Linked DNA regions of Homo sapiens: region 1 is linked to region 2. The links are chromatin loops, found by intact Hi-C in ENCODE. Cell type or tissue: GM12878. All regions are shown on one strand. Each heading gives the region's core, and the rest is flanking DNA. Links, peaks and the distances in the headings are about the cores only. Region 1 overlaps LOC105375951 (a long non-coding RNA gene). Region 2 overlaps SMARCA2 (SWI/SNF related BAF chromatin remodeling complex subunit ATPase 2).

Region 1 (12,705 bases), core at 2,539-10,538, 110 kb after region 2:
CAAATGGTCTGAAGATACCTGTTTCTGAAGCAATAGTACCATAGGGGTCTTGAGTAATGTTAGTTAATGTTTAGCATAACTACGGGAGGGTGTTTCTATTTAAGGTTGCTATGGTACATTTTTTTTCCACTTCCATTTCAGCTTTTTCCCCGCCCCTTTCAGATTGACAGGGGCATCATTCTCTATAATATATTTTCCTTCTATTATTCTGTCCTTGGACTTATTAATCCATCATTTTCTTTGGCCCTGCTTTTCAAATGTTAGATATGAGCTGTGATATTTGTCTTGGCTAGCAAAATAAACGGGATGTGAAGATTCACTCAGAATGCATCTTTCTTATGTTCTTTTATGTCTCCAAGAGAAACCTCAGAGACATGCTTCCTCCTGACTTCATTCCCCTCTGACTAACCCCCTCCCATTTCATGTTTCCCCTTTATCTATAGATAACATAGCATGATCCTGAAAGCTGGTTAATTATTTCTCTGTCCAGATGGGTGGGGGAAGCCAGGAAGGGAACACAGAGGTTTATCAGAAAAACATAAGTGGTGCTGCATCAGCACAGAAGCCTCTCTACCTAAAGAGAGTGGGTTACAAGCTAGAAAGAGACAATAACATTAAAAGCAATATTTCTGTCATGAGGCCTTCTCAGAGCTGTGAAACTAACCTGCTTGTATTTTTTTCTACAGCCCATAAAAGGGCTCACAGCCAGAAAATACAAATCCCATAGGCTGCTATTATGCTGATGACAGTGAAGAAAGGAGGAAAATTGTTTCATTGCTGAATTGCAGATATAATTATGACATTTTATATATTTTGCAGTCTGTACCAAAGAGTTGTATTAATATCTACTATACCCTATAGCAGGAGAGAAGTTAGCACCTTAATGCTGGGGATTCAGACTCTGATTTTGCTGAGATTGAATCCCCCTGGCTATTTACTAATATAAATTTTGTGGTTAAAGGAAAACTCAGAAGCAGGTGATAATGGCTGCATCTTTCGCGGGACCAGCTGATTCATACAAATCATTTGTACAGTGCAGGGAGTGAAGCTAATTGCACTTGCACAATGTGTCTTTCATTGCCAAGATCTGCAGCAAAAGTCTAACTGCTTACTTCAGCCAAAGACGGATACAATGGGGCGTTGAGAAAAATTTAAATACGTAGCCATAGTTCACAGGAGAAATGTTTGGGAATTGATTTGCGGGGCTTGCAAATCAATACAATTATGACGAAGAAGCTGAAACTCCTGTTAGTGAAGTAACCTGGCAGTCAAGTATTTGTGGATTGAAGGGATGATTAAAAAGAGAGAGAAAAAAGTCCATCATTACTTTCAAATGTAGCTCAGGCCACAAAGCAGGGGTTGGTGATCCAGTCCACACTTTGTATTAAGAATTAAGTATTTCTGGTGAACAGTGAGCCAATAAGTAAACAAACAACATTTTGGGAGATGCAGAATAGACAGGGAAATAAAATGTATAGTAATGAAATATTCATAACCTTGCATTTTATGGACCTCAAACACTAGTTCCGTGATTTACCCTATTTCTGTATGCAGTAGTATGCGATCTGGCGAACAATAATAAAGATGGCATTAGAATGCTACTGCCTCAGTGTCATGGAGAAGGGAGGATTAATCAGTACTGTACGATAGCTGTAAACTTGAGTAAATAGAAGCACATATAGGTAGTTGCTTTCCTGCACACTTTATGTTTGGCCCATGGAAATGGGGGAGATGAGAAATAAAGTAATTATGAAAATGATGAGCATCAGCACCCAGCTTCACATAAATAAACACATCATTCTCTCAGGTCCTGGTTGCTCAGGGGTGCTGGTTCACACCAGCTGCTCCCAAGAGAATGTAGTGGTCATTATTTCACATCAAGAGTCATCTTTGCAGAGCTCTTGGCCCACTTTACCCCTAAATTCAAAATACTGTACTCTGTACCTAGTAGTCTCCTTACATAGGAAATAGTGGCCCAGTGTCTGTCTGGCTTTTGGCCTCACCCACTGTCAGAGGTCTGATCAGAAGGGACATGGAAATGCTGAATAAAACCTGGGAGGAAAAGACAGTCATACCATCTTGCTTCAAAGAATATCTCATGCATTCCTGCTTCATACCTGTCCCTTCATTTTTGAGCCAACCTCAAATTGCTGGTATTTACTATTTGTCCCAGATTTCATAGGCATAGTTGGCCTTTAGCCTGACCAGCGCTTCTGCCATGGTGTCTTCCTCCTTAGCAGGTCTGGTTTTGCTCCCATTTTGACTGAGGAGCTGTATATCACACTTGTTTGGTGCTGATAGTGCCCTTTGCTGAGATGAAACTATAGTAACAGGGCAATGCTCCATGAAAACTACTACATTATCTTTGCAATTTTCCTGTGTCTTGCAGACTTGTAAGTACTCTGCCAATCACTGGGTTCCTATTCTCCACACCCCCACTCCTTTTATAAATGAACAAAATTGCTTAACCATTAACATGCCTCTGAAGTATAAGCCTAGTACTCAGAATTGATCAGCTAAACTTCCCATGGGGCAAGCTTAAATGATTTTCATTAAAATTCTAGCATTGATCTTTTGATATTTACCTTGTCATGGTAAGTCACCATCTCTTCCATTTTCCTTAACAAGACAACACAGTAAGCCAAATATTCTTCAGTTATGTATTAATATTTTGAGGAGTATGACTTAGCATGCCTTTATTTCTTAACTAGACTTATGAGATACACTTACTGCTTCAGGACTGAAAGCGCACTTAAAAACCTTTCAAATGTGCAAATTATCTATTCCAGAGAGAACCAGAAATTATACCCCTATGGGTGACAAATATGCATAATCAATAGATTAACTGTAAGCCTTGGGGAATAAGTTGTTTTATGACCCTTGCTAATTCTCTATTTTCATCACTCAAAACTGGAAGTATAGTGATGAGCACAGAGTAGCAATAATAGGTTCTCGGTAAATGTTGAAGTGGATGAATGAATTCCATGGTCTTGGTGAATTTTTTTTTACCCCAAGACATGATGAGGTTGGATGTCGTGTTCTTACAGAGAAATCAATCCAAGATGGGATATATTATCAAGAGTGAGTTAAAGGACACTTAAATTAATTAAAACAAAGTATTTAATTGGCTTTTCCATATGCATACCTTGTCCCAGGATATATTTCCTTTTTCTATTCTTGTGTCTTCCTCTTCAAAGTTCTGGTAGATATTTTTACTTGGAATCTTCAAGTATACTCTTCTCTACCATCTATCATGGAAAATAGGGTTGCAGGCAGAACCGGGGCAGCATTTGCTCAATTCTAATTTCTGAATTTTCCTATATCATATGTGTGTGTGTGTATATATATATATTATATATATACACATATATATTATATATATACATATATATTATATATATATTATATACACATATATAATATACATACATATATATTATATATACATATATAATATATATACATACATATATATTATATATACATATATATAATATATATACATACATATATATTATATATACATATATATTATATATATACATATATATTACATATATTTTATATATACATGTATATCTGATGTGACACAAAAGAATAAGCAAGGCAGTAAACTGAAGTTCTGTGAAGCAATTGCCTGATTTTATTCTAAGCTTTAAAAGAAGATAAACTTATAATATTTTGGTCCAGAGGATTCCAATGAATTGACAGCGTTCAATGATTAAAAATGGTGAAGGGTAAATAAATCATTAAAAGTAATGACAGAAAACATCGCCTACCTTGGGAAACAAATGATGTGAGTCATCTCGTTACTTATGAAAAGCAACCCATTAGTGAATCATGAGTATCATCTGAGACACAGACTCTTCATTTGGGCTGCAGAATTGGTTCTAAACTCATCAAATTAGACGGATGCTCCCAGCCACACAATTCTGTCAACTTGTTCATTCAGGGCTTTTATGCTCCCTGTGAATATTGTCTAAAACAGTCCTTAAAAGGGCCGTACAGGTACTTTATTTCCAGAACGGTAATAATAGTAGGTCCCTAAATGAAGTTTTAGAGATACTAAGTTGCAAACTCTACCCTTTTCTTTTCTTTCACCTCCCACTGGCAACCTTATAAATGTTTCACTCCATAACATTTTGGTCTAAGTTGGATAAAACATACCTTCCTAGGGTTCTCTATTTGCTAATAGAAAAGGAGCCGAGTGTTGCCACTGAACTTGCTGGGAAGTGCTTTGACTTCAGGTGAGCTCACAATCAGCTTAGCACCGCAGTGCTGTGATTTGGGTCATAATTAAAAGATTTTACTATAGAAAATGACCGTGCTGTTTGCACATTCCTTTCATGTCCTTCAGGAAGAATGACATCAAGCACTTACTTGCCTTTTATATACTTTTTTTAAGGTAGCATAGTGAAATAGGAAAAGCCAAGGTTGTAAAAAATAGACCTAGCTCCAAATCCTGGCATTGGCAATTAGGAACTTTGTGAACTGGGCAAATTACTTAACATCGTTGAGCTCTGGTTTCTTCAAGTGTGCAATGCACCAATAACACCAGCCTTGCAAGATTCTTATATGGATTAAATTAAATTAAATATTTAAAGCATTTGGTATTTTGTAGGCATTTATTAAATGTTGTTTATCATCGTTATACCTTCTATTATCTCTTTCTAAATTTCTATTTCCTCCAATAGTATGCTCCTCTGTGAAATTGTGTGATTATGTCAGGTTCTAAACAATTTGATAAAAGCTTATAAGAGTTAATGAGCTCAGTGAGCTCATTTTTTTTTTTTTTTTTTTTTTTTGAGACAGAGTCTTGCTCCGTTACCTAGGGTGGAGTGCAGTGGCGCTATCTCTTCTCACTGCAACTTCCATCTCCTGGGTTCAAGCTATCCTCCTGCCTCAGCCTTCCAAGTAGCTGGGAATCACAGGCGCCCACCACCACGGCCGGCGAATTTTTGTATTTTTAATAGAGATGGGGTTTCGCCATATTAGTCAGGCTGGTCTCAAACTTCTGACCTCAGGGGATCCACCCACCTTGGCCTCCCAAAGTGTTGGGATTACAGGCGTGAGCCACCGCATCCAGCCTCATTTTTCTTTCAATCATGGAATGCTGAAAGGATTCCCCCTCCATGAAGAATTTCCTATTTTTCTATGGGAAATTCTCCCCATGAGCTATTCTAGCACTTTGCTTTCATATCTGTTTTATTAATAATTTAAGTATACATTGTGTTATAGTCTGTGGATTACATGACTGTCTCTGATATATTAGAAGTTCCTTGAGGAAGGCCCAAATTTATTTTTGCCATAGACAATAACACCATGTTTGGGGTCCCCAATATATATATTGACTTGGATAAAGAATGCAATAAGGTACTCTCAAGGACTTGGAAAAGGAAAGAAAATTCATTGTAATTCACTCTCCAGTTTTGCTCTGCAATGGCACGTAGCTCATTTGGAGAATTGACCCAAAGATACATTATTCATTGTGCATTCAAGAAAGAGAAAATAATTCCTATCCTTCTTTTTACATCAGGAGGCACTTAAAAGAAATTATCTGAATTATGGTACTTGCCCACCTCCCTAAGGATGCCAGAGGGAATGCGCTTTCCAATTCCTCCTTTTCCACCCTAAATGCCACCTTCAGTGTCACCAAGAAAAAAGAAAAGCCAACCAGGGGTTCTACATCTAATTATACTTTTTACTAGATTCATACACGGTCTTTGAAGGGATGGCAAGGAAAAGCAATGGATGTCACAAACTATGATGAAGATATGATATGGTCAGAATTTATTATTCCTGAGACCTTTTTAAAAGACAATGTGACACTGTAGCAATACTCTTTGTAGGGGAAGAAAATGATTGCAGTTTTTGCTTCTGGTAGAACTGAGAATCAAGGCTCTCTTACTATTAATTTTTCCTTATCTCCTTCCTTATAGGTATAGGATCAGACTCTAGGTATAGCAAGCTTCTAACATTGTGGGAGCTTTGGGCAACTAGTTCATTCATTTGACACACCTTTAACCAACAAATAGGGTCCTCATAGCAGAGTTCCTAACAGCACCAGCCCTCGTGCCCTGGCCTCTGGTCTAAGTTTTGCCTCCGCCACTTACTAGCTGGATTACCTGGGGGAAAATTTTCTCACTTGTGCCTAGTTTTCTCATTTGTAGAATGAGTCAGAAAGTTGACAGAACACACTTCACAGGGTTGTTGTGAGGATTGAGTGTGTTATGAGAGGCAAAGGATATTGATCAATGTCCTGGCACATAGCAAACACAACACATTTAGCTAAAAAGCAATACAAAAAACTCATTTGCAGCTACCTCCTATGTGCTAGATACATATAGCTATGTGATGGGCATTACATGAATGGGATGGTTGCTGCTCTTGAAGAAGACGTATTCTAGCAGGAAGAACAATATGTAGCAAACAATTATGATGTAGTATGGCGTGTATTTACAGAGTGTTGAACAATCATTTTTGGGGGGATAAAAGTTTGGGGCAGCGAGGGTGATAAATGTGATGGGTGTCTAAAGAGTGGTCAGTGTTTTCCATGCACTGAATGGGGCAGAGGACAAGCCTGGATGGATGAAGGGATGAAGCATATTCTGAAATTCCGTCAGAGCAGCTGCTGTAACACGGCTTGAGTGGAGAAGGTATATGGCTAGGGCGGCAGTGGAGGATGAGGCTGGAAAGGTTGGGAGGGGGATAGACAGTGAGGCCCATGTATGTCATGCGAGAGTTTATTCTTCTTTTTTTTTTTTTTTTTTTTTTTTTTTTTTTTTTCTGAGACGGAGTCTGGCTCTGTCGCCCAGGCTGGAGTGCAGTGGCGGGATCTCGGCTCCCTGCAAGCTCCGCCTCCCGGGTTCACGCCATTCTCCTGCCTCAGCCTCCCAAGTAGCTGGGACTACAGGCGCCCGCCACCACGCCCGGCTAATTTTTTGTATTTTTTAGTAGAGACGGGGTTTCACCGTTTTAGCCAGGATGGTCTCGATCTCCTGACCTCGTGATCCGCCCGCCTCGGCCTCCCAAAGTGCTGGGATCACAGGCGTGAGCCACCGCGCCCGGCCGAGAGTTTATTCTTTATTCCAAAAGTGACGGACTTCCCCAAGAGGCTTCAAAGCTGGGGGGGGTGTTACGATCATATAATTGAGCACTCAGTGCTTATTACATTCATGTTGCATTTAAGCACTCAGGGAGAAATCATAACTAAATGTTATAACTAACACAAACATGGTGAGTTTGCAATCAAATTCCCTTTGCACTAATGAGAACTACTCTGTTGCCTTGTGCCTGTCTCTTTAACTCCCTGAATTTCATTTTCATCAAGGTTGTTAGGAGGTTTGAATGAGATAATATACGTATAGCACTTTGAGAAAGGTAAAAGAACATGGAAACATGCTGTCGTTATTGGTAAGTCCGCTTTAAAGACTGGAGAAACAAAGAAGGCATCAATTGAATTGAATTGAATGGCACGGCCTCTCCTACCGGTCTACCCATAGAGGGCAGCATCCTTCAAAGGACTGATGGGGCCAGGGCTGCACACCTGCCAGCAGAAGAGAAAATGAGGGCAGCTGGGGAGGCAAGATTTTTTCTCACATGAGTTTCTTCGTCTTAAGTTGGAGATGACACCTACCTTGTAGATGCTGCGACTGGGATTGGAGGTGATCTATATGGGAGGCAGTATACGACAATGGTGAAGGGAGTCTTTAGAGTCAAACACATAGGTTTGACCCCTAACTTATTCATCGAATGTCCTTGAGCAGGTTAGCTCATTTAAGTCTCAATTGGCTTATCTGTAAAATGGAGAAAATAATAAGGCCTATTTTATAGAACTGTTGTCAAGATTAAATGTGATAACAAAGTGAAGTGTTTAGCGTAGTGCCTAGTTCACAATAACTATCCACTACATTTATTTGCCATCTCTATGTAGAAAATTTAAAAACCATGATTAAAATTGCTTTCTAATTAGATACTACCATCCTCAGCTAGTAAAAGGCTTACTTGGATTTTAAACTAAAATATATGCAGCTTCAAAGCTTCCATTTTTTCCCCTATATCATGCTGCCGGTCCTGATATGTCATAGATCCCAACACAAAAGCTCAGCTCTGGTATAAAAATGAGGAATTGAAAGTGAGTACAGATGATATTTCTAGATTGTCAAGTTTTGCAAAATGTGTAAAAGAAAACAAGCAGTATCAAGACCTGAAGGTGAGTTGCATATTTAAGATTCTTTCTTTTTAATAATCTAAGCTGTTATTAGCAGTGGATGAGAAAACATTAATTTAAAAAATCTGTATATGATTTCTTTCCTTGATGCATTTTTTACTCCTAATGCAATGTACATAGTATAAATAAGTAATGTAATCAAGTTTATCTTTGGAAGAAAAAGTTAATAATCCTACTAGAGAGTTGGAAATAAATGATGCTCTTATTGCATTTATTACAAATCACACAAAGCAAATCACCCCAACCTGAAACTGTGTATTGCTGGAATATGTTGAATCCCTTTGTCACCCTCCTTACGTTCCCAGTTGCCTCTGGATCCAGGCAGAGAAACTGCATGGAACCGTTCAAGGGCCAGCAGGAACCCCTATGTCCACCTTGTGACTTCCAAAGACACCAGGCCCCAGGCATTCGTGGACTTGCATTTAGGGAGGTGGAGATCTCAGGAGGCTGTGCTCAGCATTCAGGGGCCAGAATGGACTGTACTACTCAGAATAGTGACAACAAATGCTTGACAAACAGATCCACATAAAGTGATGATAAAAGGAAGCACACTGGGTTTGTGAGACTTCAAAGTGAGTGAACTGTATGTGAGAAAGGGGAACAGAGACAGTCAGACACCAAGCAGATAGTGGACAGAAATACATTACAGGAATGAGCAGAGAGGAAAGGAGGCAAGGTGGATCCCCGGGGTGGGGGTGGGGAGGGGCCTCACCTGGGTCCTGCTGTTTGGAGAGTTTCTGTAGGTCATGATCAGATTCATGTGAAATGTAGCATAGGGAACTCTGATGACACATTCACAGTCTTTACTCCCTGGACATGTTATCATATTATATGCCTCTTGCTTTCCACATGATGGCTCTAAGATTGATAATCTAGGGAACCTGGAGGGCCCCTTTATCTCTGAGGTCAGTGTCCAAGTGGCTTGTCACCACTTCTCATTCTGAATGAAGGCTAAGCTCTTCCCATGGGCTTCCCGTGGGCTCTGAGTTTCTTTTCCTCCTGTCTTCTCTTTTCACTCATTATCTTGCCTTCCTGTGTACGTTCAATATCTGCTACTCTATTGGTATTTTCTCCTTAGCCTTTAAACACAAGCAAGTCTCTCCAACAAAAACAAGACAAACAAAACCAAAACACCTTCCTTGAAGTCCACCCCACACACTCCTACACACTCCCTTTCTGAGAAGTCTTCTGAGACACACACTTCCCTGTCCCCTGGAGACCTCCCTTGCCTCCAGTGGAGGTAATGGCCTCTGCCTGTGTCCCTCAGCACTCTGTGCATGTGTTCTTCTACCACAGCACTTTCACATGCCATCATCATGGGTTGTCTTCTTCCCTCTCCCTCAGTGGCCCATGTGTGACTTCAGGAATGGGGATCTATCTTTCTTCTCTATTCCTGTTGCTAGCTCACTGGAGCTAGGAACAAGTTTAATGTGCTAAAAGTTTTGTTGCACCCTGTTGTATTAGTCAGGATTTTCAAGAGAAATGGAACCAACAGAAGATAGATGATGATTGACAAGGGGAGGGGGAAAGAGATTTAGTATGAGAAAATGGATCACATGATTATGGAAGCTTAGCAGTCCCAAGATCTGCAGTTGGCAAGCTGGAGATCCAGGAGAAATGATATATAGTTCTGGTCCAAGTCCAATTTCAAAGGTGGAAGAAGACCAACGTCCTCCGTCCAAAGACAGTCAGGCAGAGACAGAATTCTTTTCTACTCAGCTTTTGTTCCATTCAGGCCTTCAACGGATGGGATGAGATCCATCCAAATTGGGGAGGGCAATCTGTTTTTTCAGCCTATTGATTCAAATGTTAATCTCATGCAGAAACGGCATCATGGACACACTCAGAATAAAGTTTAGCCAAATATCTGGGCACCACATGGCCCAGTCAAGTGGATACATAAGGTTAACCATCATGCTTGTACATCATATTTTTTGATTTTCATTGCAGTTTCTATCTCTTTTGGCAACATGTTAGCTCCATAGCCTTCAGAGGTCCCTCCCTTATCCAATTTCCTTCAATCCTTAATGCCTACACTATATAATATATATAGTACATATATATAGTATAATATATAGTATATATATAGTAAAATATATAGTATATATACTATATATAATATATATAGTATATACTATATATTATATACTATATATACTATATATGGTATATACTATATATAGTATATACCATATATAGTATATATAGTATATACCATATATAGTATATAATATATAGTATATAATACTATGTATAGTATATATAGTATATATATTATATATTATATACTTATATAATAATATTTAATATTATATTTATTATATATAATTAAATATACAATAATTATATATTATAAATATATGTAATATTTGTTATATATATTTATATTATAATTATAAATATATACTATATTATATATAGTATATATAGTATATATTATATATAGTATAAATAGTATTATATATTATATATATATAATACTATATACTATATACTATATATACAATAAATAATATATATACACTATATATACACTATATATATACACTATATATACTATATATACACCATATATAGTATATAATATATATAGTGTATATATATTATATAGTATATATATATAAAGTATATATAGTATATAGTATATATATATATATAAAATATATAGTGTAATTATAGCTCTCTTCTATTGTTCTGTGGTCCATGACCAAGCATAATACTTTTCAAAAATTGTAAGTTCATGCAAGGCAGCAGCCAGGCTGGGGGAGGGACGCCTGCCATTGCTGAGGCTTGCTTGAGTAGGTAAACAAAGCGGCCTGGAAGCTTGAACTGGGTGGAGCCCACTGCAGCTCAAGGAGGCCTGCTTGCCTCTGTAGACTCCACCTCTGGGGGCAGGGCATAGCCAAACAAAAGGCAGCAGAAACCTCTGCAGACTTAAATGTCCCTGTCTGACAGCTTTGAAGAGCATAGTGGTCCTCCCAGCACAGAGTTTGAGATCTGAGAATGGACAGATTGCCTCCTCAAGTGGGTCCCTGACCCCCGAGTAGCCTAACTGGGAGGCACCCCCTAGTAGGGTCAGACTGACACCTCACACAGAGGGGTACCCCTCTGAGACAAAACTTCCAGAGGAACAATCAGGCAGCAACATTTGCTGTTCAGCAATGTTCGCTGTTCTGCAGCCTCCGCTGCTGATACCCAGGCAAAAAGTGTCTGGAATGGACCTCCAGCAAACTCCAACAAACCTGCAGCTGAGGGTCCTGACTGTTAGAAGGAAAACTAACAAACAAAAAGGACATCCACACCAAAACCCCATCTGTACGTCACCATCATCAAAGACCAATGGTAGATAAAACCACAAAGATGGGGAAAAAACAGAGCAGAAAAGCTGAAAATTCTAAAAATCAGAGTGCCTGTCTTCCTCCAAAGGAACGCAGCTCCTCAGCAGCGATGGAACAAAGCTGGACGGAGAATGACTTTGACGAACTGAGAGAAGAAGGCTTCAGGCAATCAAACTTCTCCTAGCTAAAGGAGGAAGTTTGAACCCATCGCAAAGAAGTTAAAAACCTTGAAAAAAGATTAGATGAATGGCTAACTAGAATAACCAATGTAGAGAAGTCCTTAAATGACCTGATGGAGCTGAAAACCGTAGCACGAGAACTACATGATGAATGCACAAGATTCAGTAGCTGATGCGATCACCTGGAAGAAAGGGTATCAGTGATTGAAGATCAAATGAATGAAATGAAGCGAGAAGAGAAGTTTAGAGAAAAAAGAATAAAAAGAAATGAACAAAGCCTCCAAGAAATATAGGACTATGTGAAAAGACCAAATCTACGTCTGATTGGTGTACCTGAAAGTGACGGGGAGAATGGAACCAAGTTGGAAAACACTCTGCAGGATATTATCCAGGAGAACTTCCCCAACCTAGCAAGGCAGGCCAACATTTAAATTCAGGAAATACAGAGAATGACACAAAGATACTCCTCGAGAAGAGCAACTCCAAGACACGTAATTGTCAGATTCACCAAAGTTGAAATGAAGGAAAAAATGTTAAAGGCAGCCAGAGAAAAAGGTCGGGTTACCCACAAAGGGAATTCCGCCCATCAGACTAACAGCTGATCTCTCGGCAGAAACTCTACAAGCCAGAAGAGAGTGCATGCCAATATTCAACATTCTTAAAGAAAAGAATTTTCAACCCAGAATTTCATATCCAGCCAAACTAAGCTTCATAAGTGAAGGAGAAATAAAATCCTTTACAGACAAGCAAATGCTGAGAGATTTTGTCACCACCAGGCCTGCCCTACAAGACCTCCTGAAGGAAGCACTAAACATGGAAAGGAACAACTGGTACCAGCCACTGCAAAAATATGCCAAATTGTAAAGACCATCAAGGCTAGGAAGAAACTGCATCAACTAATGAGCAAAATAACTAGCTAACATCATAATGACAGGATCAAATTCACACATAACAATAT
Region 2 (12,705 bases), core at 3,043-11,042:
CACAGAGTCTGAAGTGGGACAAACACACAGAAGTGTGACGCCTACATCCCAGGACACTGGAGTTTACAGCAAAGTCCGGGCACAAAGCCACACTGTACGTGTGGTGTGATTAAGCACTCTGAGCCAAGCTCTTTGTTTTCTGTGTTGCTTTAACTGTACAAAAAGATTTTAGAATTTGACAATTCATGATCTAAACTTTATCTTTAACTCTATATTTTAGACATTTTCAAATATAATCAAAAGCAGAGAGAATAGTTTAATTTCTCCTATAACCAACCCCAAACAACAAAAATTCACTTGTGATGACTCCTGTTTCATTGCTACTCTTCTTCTAAACCCAAACTGAATTGTCTTGAAGCAAATTCCAGACATAATATCCTTTCATTCATAAATATTTCAAAAAGTACTACTAAAGGCAAGGAATCAAATGGGCTTTTAACAAATAATGTCTTATATTTTAAAAAGTCTTTCTTTTTGGCATTACAAACTTTGTGGTTAACAGGAAAGATCAAATTTGGGGGATTTTTTTTTTTTTTTTTTTTTTTTTTTTTTTTGGCCACAGATCTGCACTGAGTAATGGGCCCAGGTGACTGGAGACAAGTCACTTAGCACCTGAAGTCTGGTACTGCTGAGCAATAAAATAGATACAGTAATTCCCACCTCCACCTCCCATTAAGCAACATGATGAGGTTAAACAGAATAAAACTCTGATGTACTCTAAGCCATTTTGAGAGAAATCTCTTTGTGTATCCCAATAAAAGGACACTCCAAATTATTTTTATCATGTAATGCCACGATAAAAGGAGCAAGCTGCAAAATCTTTAAGAGGCAACTCCATTGCAAAAACAAAAACAAAAACTTGGGATCTTTTGTCCAGGGGTGTCACTCTAGCATCTGCCTGAGTGACAGCAGCTTCATCACTCAGTCTAGCTGCCGTCTGCCCTGTGGATGAGCAAGAGCCTCAAATGCTATTATAACTCTAATTGCTTTCGGTTATGGTTGAACTCACTTGAAGAAAGAGTGATAAAAAACTTCAGTTTCTCTATTATCTGTATATTCCATCACTTAATTGCAAAAATTAATGATTTGCAAATGCCTAATCATTAGTGTCAAACCAATCTGTTACTGAAGTTCTAATATAGTTTCACTTCAGTTGAGTCAGACAAATTTGACTGCTTAGTGATCAAATTACTACAAAAACGGTCTAGTCAGAAACCTCTCGGACAGTCCTCTCTCCCTGGTATGGAGAGGGAGGCAGGATAGGGTAGTAAGATGTAGTAGTACCTGCACACAGAGGCTTTTAAAACATGGTGTTTACTCTCTGGAATCCAAAAAATGAAAAAAATGCAAACTGTAATACCAGCCAGGAAGACAGTGTCACTTAGAATTTTCCAGGAACATAATTATGGTCTGAGACTAATGACCTTATCTTCATCTATGCAGGCATTACGTCCTAGATAGAATCTGCAGGTCTCCTATAATTATAACATCACACACACACACGCTTTTCTAAAATCCACAGTGTGCTCTGAGGTCCAATTCCAAAAATAAATGGTCAATAAAAACAAATACTCAGGCCAATGATATAAACCTATCTCTTCTGTGCTTATATGCCCATTAAAAAATAACAGTGCAAATGTAATAATCCATGAATAGCCTTTGACCATAACAAGGCTATCACAAAAAAGGCAACATTTCAAAATCAACTTAAAAATCACTTATTACACTGTTAGAGAATAATTTCTGCCATTAAAAAAGAAAGATAAGCACCAGAGGCTTCAAAACACAGACCTTCTTAGATTTGAAGACACGACTTAATGTGTTATTCATTCCAAAAAACGTGGTCATTCATCTCAAAGAGGCCATATTTTTAAAAGAACTGCATTTGCCATCCTTCCAGATCTGGTTATCAAACTCATGCAAAATACAGTACCTGCTTTTATGAGAGAAGCTGTAATGTGTACCGCGCAATGCCACCCCAGGACACAGAAATACTATACGCATCAGTCATCCCCCTAGATTTTTGGCATGCATTCTCCAGGAAAGAGAAAAAGTTTTTACTTCATCTCCCTAAGGTTCAAAGAAATTTACTAAAATTTTTGATAAGCAGTTTTCATTTTTTCCTTCTACTACCACCATATTTAATGGTCTCATTGCAGACGGACGTGGGTTGAGTAGTTTCCTGGGCTCCTGCAGGGAGTTCCTTACCATCAGTCGCCGCATTCTCTCCTTTTCAATCCGCTCTGTCTCCTTCTTCTGCTCTCTTTCAGTGTTGGCATGCCAAGTTGCCACTGCTTTGGAGAGCTTCTGGATCTTTCCGGCCACAGACCGATGATATTCCTTAAAATCTTTTGCATGTTGCAAAATACTGTTCAGGTATTCCTAGAAGATCCAAAAAGGGAAGAAAAGGATACTTAAAATCCAATGACCAGTGTCCTCTGAGCTATCAGTGTTGTCCAAGAAAACTCTCAGTGTGTGTTTAACAGCATAGGAAGACTAGAATCTGTTTGGGGATAGGTGCCCTGGTGTCTCTGCAGTTAAGGTGTGGGCCATGGGGCTGGTGGGAAAGATAGCCTCTTCGGGTTCCTTTTGTTGTAAGCTTTAGCAAGAGAAGCCTCCTTAGCCTTGAGGGTGTGGCCACATGAGAATGGAAAGATCGAAGACTGAAAGAGACCTACAAAATGGCAATGATAAAATGTAAAGCAAACCACTCATTCACTCCAAAATAAACCTGAGGAACATGAGTATTTCCAGCAAAAAGTATGTCACAAAAGTAATGTTTTTCTGCTCTAACTACCCTAGAGTATGACACAAAATAAGTTTATACAAAGTTAAAATTGCCATGCAGAATTTGTATCCACTTTTTAAATATATACTCTATTTACACTAAAATCCAACATTTTTTCAAAAGGAAACTAAGCTAAGCACTAAATTAAGCACAGGAAAACAAATACAATTTACAGGACTATGACAGGAAATCAAATCCTACATCAAAATATTTCCAAACCCCCAGAAAGGAATGTTTTTAATATTTGCCTCTGTGAAACATTCAACTAGGCCCTTCAGAGAAGCCAGGACACTATTATATTTGTTATGAAAATAACTTTTTGCTTTCTACTTTCCTTTTCCAAGTTCCTGCTCCCAGAATTTTGCTCTAGGAAATCCACCTATGCCCACCCATTCAAAAACTTCCCATGGGATTATGAACATGACACCTGTTATGGACTGAATGTTTGTGTCCTCCCAAAATTTATATATTGAAATGCTAACTCCCAATGTAATGGTATTAGGAGGTGGGGTCTTCGGGAGGTGATAAGGTCATGAGGGTAGAGCCCTTACGAATGGGATTAGTGCCCTTATAAAGGAAGCCCGGAGAGCTTTCTTGGCCTGCTTCCACCACGTAAGAAAACAAGGAGAAGTTAACAGTTTGCAACCCAGAAGAAGACCCTCACCAGAGCCCAGCCATGCTAGTACCCTGATCTCAGGCTTCCAGCCTCCAGAACGGTGAAAAATAAACTTCTGTTGCTCATCAACCACCCAGTTTGTGCTATTTTTTTATAGCAGCCCAGACAAACTAAGACAATACTAAACCTCATTGTGCTGCTAAGCAATTGTATGACCTTGGGCAGTCATTTATACGTCCTGGCTTAAGCGTCTTTGTCTATAAAATGATGTGGTTGGATTATGTACATGTCAAGGAACCGTTCTGTTCTGTGATGTCCCCACCACCCACAAGGGTCCATTTTTCAGTCATTCTGACCCCATTTGATGAATTCATTGGACAGCTCTGCCAAAGTGAGGGTGAGCAAAGCCCAGGGTCTAAGAACCTGGTGTTTCTGACGGCGTTTCCTCTCCTGCTCAATCTTCTGCTGCTTCTCCAGCTTCTCGGTCATGCGAGCTTCTCTCAGAGTCTGGCGCTTGCTCCGTTTGTATGCTTTGGAGTTGAGAGCCGTCTCCAGGGTCGTGTCCCTGCGCATGCAGGCCACCACCTCCTGTCTCAGCTGTCAAGAAGAGAGCAGTTAGACAGCCTTCCCTAACAGAAGCTAGGTTCCTGAACTCTGGCCTTCTCGCGGTTGCATTTAATGGAATAGAGTGGGGCGGGGAATCTCCACAAGCTTCTCAATCACCTTTGGTTTGTATTAAATGAAGGAACTAAAATCATGCCAAATGTATGCAATATTTTCAAGAACGGTACAAGATTTTTCTCCCCAAATAATTCAAATCAAAAGCAATTATAGTACTGTAACAGTAAAAGAAAGAAAAGATGTTGTCTTGCCTTTTAAATAACTTCATTTTCTCTAATTATTCTAATGATACCAATTAGCTAAATAAGCTTTTTAAATTTTCCGCTTTGTTTTAAGTGTCATGTTAACATTCTCTTTGTGTTTAAAGATTAATTTTAATGATGCTCCAAAAAAAGAATAAAAGAATTACTTTCACGTGTGGTAGCAGCAGGTACTCAAACAACGTTAATTCATAGTCTCATACAAAGGATGGGAAATATGAGTTTTGGCTTCTTCCCACTCCAATAATGATCTTCTTTCCAAGAGATCTACATTTTATATTATATCATGAACTTATTTCAGATCACAAATGTAATACTTTTATCTGTATTGCATGTTATGTGGTGGTAGGGGGTAGGGACTGGAGAATACACATTAAATAATCATTCCACTGCATCTGAAATATCATTAGTTACAGTTAATTTAATTAGGAAGCTTCATAAATAACAGATTTTTAAAATAATATCAAACAAAAATCAGAAATCAATAAGAGTCCGTCATGGCAACGCTAATTTGAACATAAACATATTCCGGAAAATATACTTGGTTAATATTCATTTAGTAAGATTTTATCCAGCACTTTATTAATTCATCTTATGAGGTCACCAATAAGAAAGAAGTAAACAGAACTCAGAGAATTTTCCCTTTTCTTTTTAAAATTTAAGCTGAAATCTACTCTCACAAACCAAGAGCCAAGTAGCACCTACCCACCACTAATGTCCATCTGTGAGATTATAGCCGGTAAGGCAAATATACACCCAAATTCCTACCACAATAGCAACTGGAGTGGCCTGTGATTTTAGTCACATCCTCCAACAAACCAAGTCAATACTTCCAAACTACTTTGACTCATTAATTATTCATTTCGCATGTTCCAGACTTTAACAAAACAAACCCATCTGACTAACAATGAAACGTTCCTTATCCCCTTTGGGTTAGTGAGGCAATCTGCGGACTAGCAAACTTGAACCTTTTCAGTCCACAAGGCAAAACTCGCCAAAGTGAAAATTAGCTCTAACTCATTCCACTTGTCTCTTACTAATTTAGAAATCAGAAAATAGGTCATTATACTGGCTTTTAATAACTGCTGTAAACTACAAGAGCAGATAATTTACTGATTAGTCAATACATGAGCCTGATGTGATCAAACACTCCAAACTTAGACATCGGTGAATAAATAAGCTATAAGACATTGCTTTATGTATTTCTATAAATGATGAACCACTAATTCAGTAGCGTGGCTACCATATTTGTTAAAATTATTTTCACAGTCGTGGCAAGCACTTTACATCTGTGCTTACAAAGAAGCTCCAATCCACTACCTTCTGGTTTTTCCTTGGAGTCATAAAAGCAAACATGAGCTACCCCACTTGTTCCCAAGGTTTTTCATCCATGGTAACAAAACGCCATAACTCTGACTTTGTAACCCATAGTACAGGAGGAAAAACTCTTTCCCATATACAGAAGAGAAAACCAGAATAATAAGCAGTTCATCTTCATCATTTTTAGTTGTAAGCTGTTGGTCTAAAAGATTCACTATTTTACTATATTTATATCTTTATATCTTTGTAACAATATTGAATAGACTAAAGGCAACACAGATAACACTTTAGGAACAATTACATTTATTTCCTACATCTCAGATTCACTGGGGAAAATGTATTACCTGACGCTGGAAATTGAGTAACCGAAGTGCTTTTAGTTCCACGGTTGCTTTGGTTCTTAAATCTGGTGGCAAAGAGCCAGGCAGATTTTCCAGTTCTTGTATCCTATGAGCTATGCGGGCCTGAAGTCTAAAGGAAACAATAAAATGGGGAAAAGGGGGCAGGGGAAAAACACATTACAATTTAATCTTAAATGATAAACAATGACATTAGGTTTAAGTCCGGGGCAAAACATATTCCAGATACTGATAGTTGATCTCTAACACCCAACTAGAATTTTTGATGTTAAGCAGAGAAAAGCTACCTTTGCATTAATGCAGACAGGTATATGTTACTTAACAATGTGGCTTCCTCCATAACCTCTATCTAACACTAGGGAAAGAAGGTTCACCCTGCATCTAGTGGGGAAGTCAAATGTCCTTGCTCACTCTTAGCAGAGAGAGAATATAAGAGACAGAACCAATTGACAAGCTTTCTAACTCCCAGCCAGACAGAATGCAGAGCTGAGAGCACAGACTTTTTTCTTCCGAACTTCTAGTTCTGTCCTAAGGCAACCAGACCATTTGTCTTCTTTGCCAAGATGCTGATGACGACAGCCATTAAAGCGCAGTGAGCAAGAACAGTTTTAGGTGCTGATGCCACAGAAATCAGCCAACCCTAAACATTCAGAAAGCGCTCTGCCAGCCACAACCACTTCCTCTGTGAGCAGAGCTTGCTTGAGAAAAGAAAATACAAATGAGGCTGTTTTAAAAAAATCAGGGCCAGCAGTAAATAGTACTCAAAAACCAAGAGTTTCTAGAAAAGGATGTTGAGGATTCTCGTTTTACACACCATCAAAAATATAACTGCATGTACTTCTTCATAATAAAGGCAGAGTAGAAAATAAAAGACCTCTGACTTTAGCCATTCACTTGGGATACTATTACTGTTAGATATATAAACTGCTGGTTTTAGAGTTCACCTGAATCCTATTCTGACAAAATAATTATATGCCATTTAAGACTATTTTTAGAACTACATCCCCTAAATCTGAGGCAAACTGTACTGAACTAGATTTCAACAAAGAAAGAATAATAATAAGTAATAAGTTAAAGTAGGCTAATATTAACAGCACTAAGTGCCTTTAATGTACAATGTTATTTAATTGTCTCTCTCTTACACACACAGACACGCCTCTGTAAGGTAAAAGTTATAATGGTCCCATTTTGCTGATGAGGAAAACTGAAGACACCTGGAGATACCACAGAGCTAGTAAAGAAGGGGGCCAAGATTGGAACCTCAATTTGCCTGATACCAAAACCACTGCAATAAAATGATAGATAATTAAGATACACTTTCCGAGAACCTTCCTGGACCTCAACTATAAAAGCTGAAAATTAAGAATTCTGTTAAAAATTATGCACAGCCATAAAAAAGAACCAAATCATGTCCTTTGCAGCAACATGGATGCAGCTGGAGGCCATTATCCTAAGCAAATTAATGCCGGAACAGAAAACCAAATACCGCATGTTCTCACTTTTAAGTGGCAGCTAAACACTGGGTATTCATGGACATAAAGATGGCAACAATACACACTGGGGACTACTAGACGGGGGAGGGAGGGAGCGCAGGAAGGGATGAAAAACTTTTAGGTACTATGCTCATTAGCTGAATGATGGGATCAACTGCACCCCAAACCTCAGCATCATGCAACATACCCATGTTAAGAAACCTATTCATGAATCCCCTCAATCTAAAATAAAAGTCGAAATTGTCTTAAAAAATGAATATTACAGTTTTTTCCAAACATGATGATGTTGCCAGAGTACAGAGCTGGGAGGACAGACTTTTTTCTTTCTAACTTCTGGTTCTGTCCTAAGGCAACCAGACCATTTGTCTTCCTTGCCAAGATGCTGATGACGACAGCCATCATTTTCATTAACGTGAAAAAGTGAAACCTCCTGGACCTAAATGCTGTAGAAGATCTAATACTTCATATAGCCCAAATATCAAAATGAGTGATTTTTTAAAAAACCTACAGTTGCTTAGTTTGGAAGGGAAATAAAATGTCATCATTTTTAAAAATTTAAAAATGGTGGTAAGGAAAACTATTTTTCAGGGACTTCACTAAAAATAGTATCTAAGACTGATTCTTGTTTTATTTGCTATACGCACGTTATTCGTTCTAATTTATTAAATGATTTGTCATCATAATGTGTTAATATTATCACTGCTACCGTGCTGTCGTTATTGTTTTTTCTTTGTTTGTTTGAGATGGAGTCTCGCTCTGTCGGCCAGGCTGGAGTGCAGTGGCACTATCTCTGCTCACTGCAACCTCCGCCTCCCAGGTTCAAGCGATTCTCCTGCCTCTCAGCCTCCCATGTAGCTGGGGCTATAGGCACGTGCCACCACGCCCAGCTAATTTTTGTATTTTTAGTAGAGACGGGGTTTTGCCATGTTGGCCAGGCTGGTCTCAAACTCCTGACCTCAGGTGATCCGCAGGCATCGGCCTCCCGAAGTGCTGGGATTACAGGCATGAGCCACCATGCCTGGCCCGTGCTATTAACTATGCATACCAACACAAACAATAGCATTTTTAAGTGGTTTAATCATTCAAAAGACTGAAAGTTTTGTATTTCATGCAACAATAATAAACTCATCATTTTACTCTTTTGGCAAAATTGTTCAAATTCTCCCAACTTTCTTCCACATTCCTTGTACTAGTGATACTCGTGAGATTATTACCGTGGTTTTTAATTTTCACTATATGAAACAGACATCTACTTCATTTACTCATTTTCTACAACATCTATGTAGCCCCAAATCTCTGGATACAGCAACAGATGATGCATCTTAACAATTAAGATGTAAAGAAAAAAATCCACTATTGATTTTTTTTGAAATATATAATTTAAAGGGAAAAAATAAAACTGAGACAACTTTACTTTCACAGGTTAAGGCCATACCAAAGGAAAATTAAGTATTATAGTGGCGTGAGCCCATGGCCAATGATTTGGTTATTCCGCATCCTTGGTTCTAGATTCCTTGCAGATCTTTCTTATTTGAATATCCTAGAACTCAAACTATCCCTTGGTATTCTGATTTACTCTCTTTGACAAAGTGGGTCAGATGCCAAATTAGAGGAATTCCTACTTAATCTTCCAAACAACCATGGAACTAGGACTAAATAAGTAATCGTCAGATAACTGGGGTGATAGGGTAGAGATTACATCACATTGAACTGGGAGGTGGGAAGCAGGGAAGTGGAGCGGAAATGAGGAGATGGGGGGTGGGAACCCCGGGGAGATGGGGCACTGTGTGACTTAGGCACTGGAGAGAGAGAGTGGGAGCGAGGGGGGTGCACCTCTCCCTGAAATGACTCCTTCTCCAAGGAGCCCAGTTATTTGTCAGTGAATCTGATTCCCTGGCACAAAAGAATCCCTTTTCTGGAAGGGAGGCAAGAAGTACAAAGCGCAAACTCTAGGAGAAGAGGAAAGGTAGACTCCATAGTAAAATTATATGCATTTGATTCAGCACATGGTGGGGAAGAAGCAAAGGTACAGGAGGGGCTTCTTTAACACAGAAGATTATATCTTTGTTGATGTTGTTGTTGTTAATAGAAATCTTCATTTTAAATAATGTTCCTCTCCAGACAATTTCATCTCCCCATCAGTGAGATTCAGCAGGTAGTCCGATAAAGAGATTCAGGATTCTAAACTTCCCCAAACAACAACAAGATGTAATACTGCATAACTGCAGGGGACTCATTTAGCGTCCTCACGAGTACAGAAAATTGATGCAGAATTAGGTCACACAGGTTTTTCATACAGATTGAACAGTAAATCACGAGGGGTTACTGTTCTGGCAAGAAAAAGAGTTGCATTAAATGCAACAGATACTTGTTCAGGTCCAGAGGAGAAGTTTATGATTCCTGTAGGAGAGTTATCTGAACAGAAAATGACACTGGTACATTTTGTTCCTTCAAGGAGCTGAGTGACACTTTAAAAAGAGAGCGTGTGTGACTTTTTGTAACTCTGCTGGTAAAGCAGCTACTGGTAATTTTTGAGAAGGAATTTTCAGGATTGCAATGGCGACAAGGGCAGGTCAAAAAAAAAAAAAAATCACAGGTAAGCAGCCTATGCCTGCTTCCTGACACAAAGAGGATATACCGCTCTTTTCATACTAAAGTCTGACTTTATTCCGAAGAGGGCTGATATAATTCAGACATGTTCTTCCCAAATAAACCCCTTCAAGTGTGAAATACATCTTCCAGGCAAACATGTGTGGAATTAGTTTACATGCCAATGTGATGATTCCTGAGGTACTTTTGATCAGACATCTAACTCTAAATAGAAGAAAGCGAAGTTAGGCACAATGAGAAGGCATCAAAAGTGTGCCAAAAAGAAAAAAAAGAAAAAAAAAAAGCAGTACAGGGAAACATCTCTCTGACACTTACTATGGAAGTAATAAAGTTCCATTATAAGAGAAAGATGGTCAAAAAGAAAGGATCCAATTTAAGTGGGAAAAATGTTTGAACTAGAGAGCTTGTACAGAGCTGCAGCAAAGTGCTCATAGGCAGACATTTATTTATGCTATGAATGAAAAAGAAGGTCAATTTGTCAACGTTCTGATTTTATGATGAACAAGGAAAAGCAGCCAACTGACTTAAACGTTAAAAAAATTTAAGATGCTGAAAACTTCCTGTCAAATTTCATAGACAAGGTAAATGATATTACAAGACCCAAAGAAATTAACATCTGTTCAAGAATTTCTGACAGATGATTTTTGCTGAAACTAAGTTTATCAAATTGTAAAAGAGGTTTTTTAGACCCCTCTCTAATCTTTGATCGGATGATAAAGATGAACTGGATCCTAACAGTTATCAATGCTAAAGGCTGGTAAGCCATTCTGTCACAAAGGGTCAAAAGAAGAAAAAAAATGGTTCATTTGTTGTCTTTTGCAAGTGCCTAAGGGACTTCATTTAACCCTTTTAAGGGATAAATTTAATCTCTGCAGTTGAACAACTTACCTTCAAATAGGCAGAAGAGAGCTATTGCTCTGTAACCAAAGAATACAAAACATGCCCCATAATGCTGTCACCACCAAACTGTGCTTCTTCTCCAGGTGGCCATGAGAAAATTCAGACCAAAGGACCCATGACCTTTCTGGATTCAGGGTTGTCCAGATCAGTCGTTTCAAAAGCCACATGGCTTTACAAAAGAGTAGGCATTTATAAAGCAATAATAATACTATGAAAAATTGCCATTCTCCACATTTTGTAATGCATGTAATTTAAAAGATACTGACAGCATTTTTTATTGACATAGGAGGGCAGAACAAAAGCTTTTTACACATTGGAATAGGCCAAATAGTACTACTTAATACTGTGCACTTTGGAAGACCATCCACTAAGGTAATCTCCAAAAAAGTTCCTAAAATAAACTTATTACAAGAAAGTCCTGCAATGAAAATTCCAGAAAAAATGATTAAGAACATTTAGGAGTTAGCAAAATAAAAAGTTAAAACACACTTGTGCACACACACATACCAGGCTGAATAAGGGAAAGAAGTCTAGACATATGTAAAAATTTCTAGCTATAGAAAGCATCTCTCTTCTAAGGGTAGTTCACATAGTTTAACAAAGGTACTGGTAATTCAAATGGAAAAAAAAAATGTTTTAACTAGGGAGCTTGTACAGAGCTTTTTCCTTTCCTAGGGTAGGAAAAAAAATATCAGCTCTTAGGAAGTCAGAATTTTAGAGCATCCACATTGTATTTCTCTATTCTATTACTGACTTTTTCCAATACTTTTAGCTTTTTAAAAACTCAACAGTAACATACAGAATGTACTGCACATTAGTCTATTGCACATGAATAGAGGAATATGCTAGTATTTGACTTTATAACACACAGCAATTATTCACCCAGCAGAATCTGCCTATCAGCACTGAAATATCAATTGACAATGAGTATCTAGCTCTCTGGGAATACATGAAATGGTGGAAATAGCAATATAAAATCTCTTAACAGATGATTATTAATAGTGATGAGAATAAAGTTATATTCTTCATCCAAAAAAATAAACACATCTAATGGCAAGTTATTCTGATTTCTTTCAGATTACCTCTCTAGGCTGGTAACTTAGTATTTTAGTCTGATAAGAAATGAGTGATGTGCTTTTCAATAAAGATTAAGGTAACCTTTTAAAAGGAAGCCCAGACACTGTTTACCAACATTCTCTATAATTTTTAAACTCTAATTTTCCTTAAAATTAAAGTCTTTGGGAAATAATAATAGGTATTATTTATTGAATGTTTCAGTATCATTTTATCTTCCCAACACTATGAGAGGTATCTTCTTTTAGCCTAGGAGGAAACTGAGTCACAGAAAAGAGACATAACTTCGCCACGGTAAGAAGTTACTGATGACACAGTATGCTTTCTGGCAGACTCCAGAATCCACAACCTTAGCTTCATTTTATCTTGACTTAATACTTGCCGGACTCCCTTTTGGGTTGACATTAACCATTTACATCAGGGGTCTCGTAAACACAGCCTGCAGGCCAAATTCTGCCTCCAGCCTGTTTTTGTAAAGTTTACCGAAAGGCAGCCAGCCCATTATTGTCTGCAGCTGTTTTCACACTGCAAGGGTAGAGGTGAGTTGTGACAGAGACGGTATGGCCCCAGAGTGCATAAAACATTGACTATCTGGCTCTTTACAGGAAGAGTTTACCAAAACCCCTGATTCTGCTAAATGGCTGAATCAGGTAAAAATTAAGCT

The links. Hi-C counts contacts between places; a loop is a spot of excess contacts. Peaks named below come from ENCODE experiments on the same cell type or tissue, not always from the same donor. Only the 100,000 strongest peaks of a DNase experiment are listed, where the experiment ranks them.
Region 1: it touches region 2 in a loop (3-fold over the local background); 15 of 110 quality-filtered maps call a loop at or near these places.

What each region holds. Positions count from the first base shown.
Region 1 is chr9:1,935,071-1,947,775 of GRCh38, reverse strand. The region is part of intron 2 of LOC105375951 (a long non-coding RNA gene); the gene reads right to left. Among named protein-coding and RNA genes, the nearest start is that of SMARCA2, 74 kb to the left of the region's middle. In GM12878, for the core only: CTCF peaks have their summits at 5,585 and 7,493 (motif pointing right); DNase peaks (open chromatin) are centred at 7,555, 8,865, 9,285, 9,543 and 1 weaker place; H3K4me3 peaks cover 2,413 bases; H3K27ac peaks cover 3,042 bases.
Region 2 is chr9:2,047,968-2,060,672 of GRCh38, reverse strand. SMARCA2 (SWI/SNF related BAF chromatin remodeling complex subunit ATPase 2) reads right to left here. Exons shown (of 34, transcript NM_003070.5): 6 at 5,950-6,076; 7 at 3,828-4,001; 8 at 2,209-2,382. Among named protein-coding and RNA genes, the nearest start is that of SMARCA2, 39 kb to the right of the region's middle. In GM12878, for the core only: no CTCF peak of the experiment used is centred there; DNase peaks (open chromatin) are centred at 5,182 and 6,582; H3K4me3 peaks cover 516 bases; H3K27ac peaks cover 3,121 bases.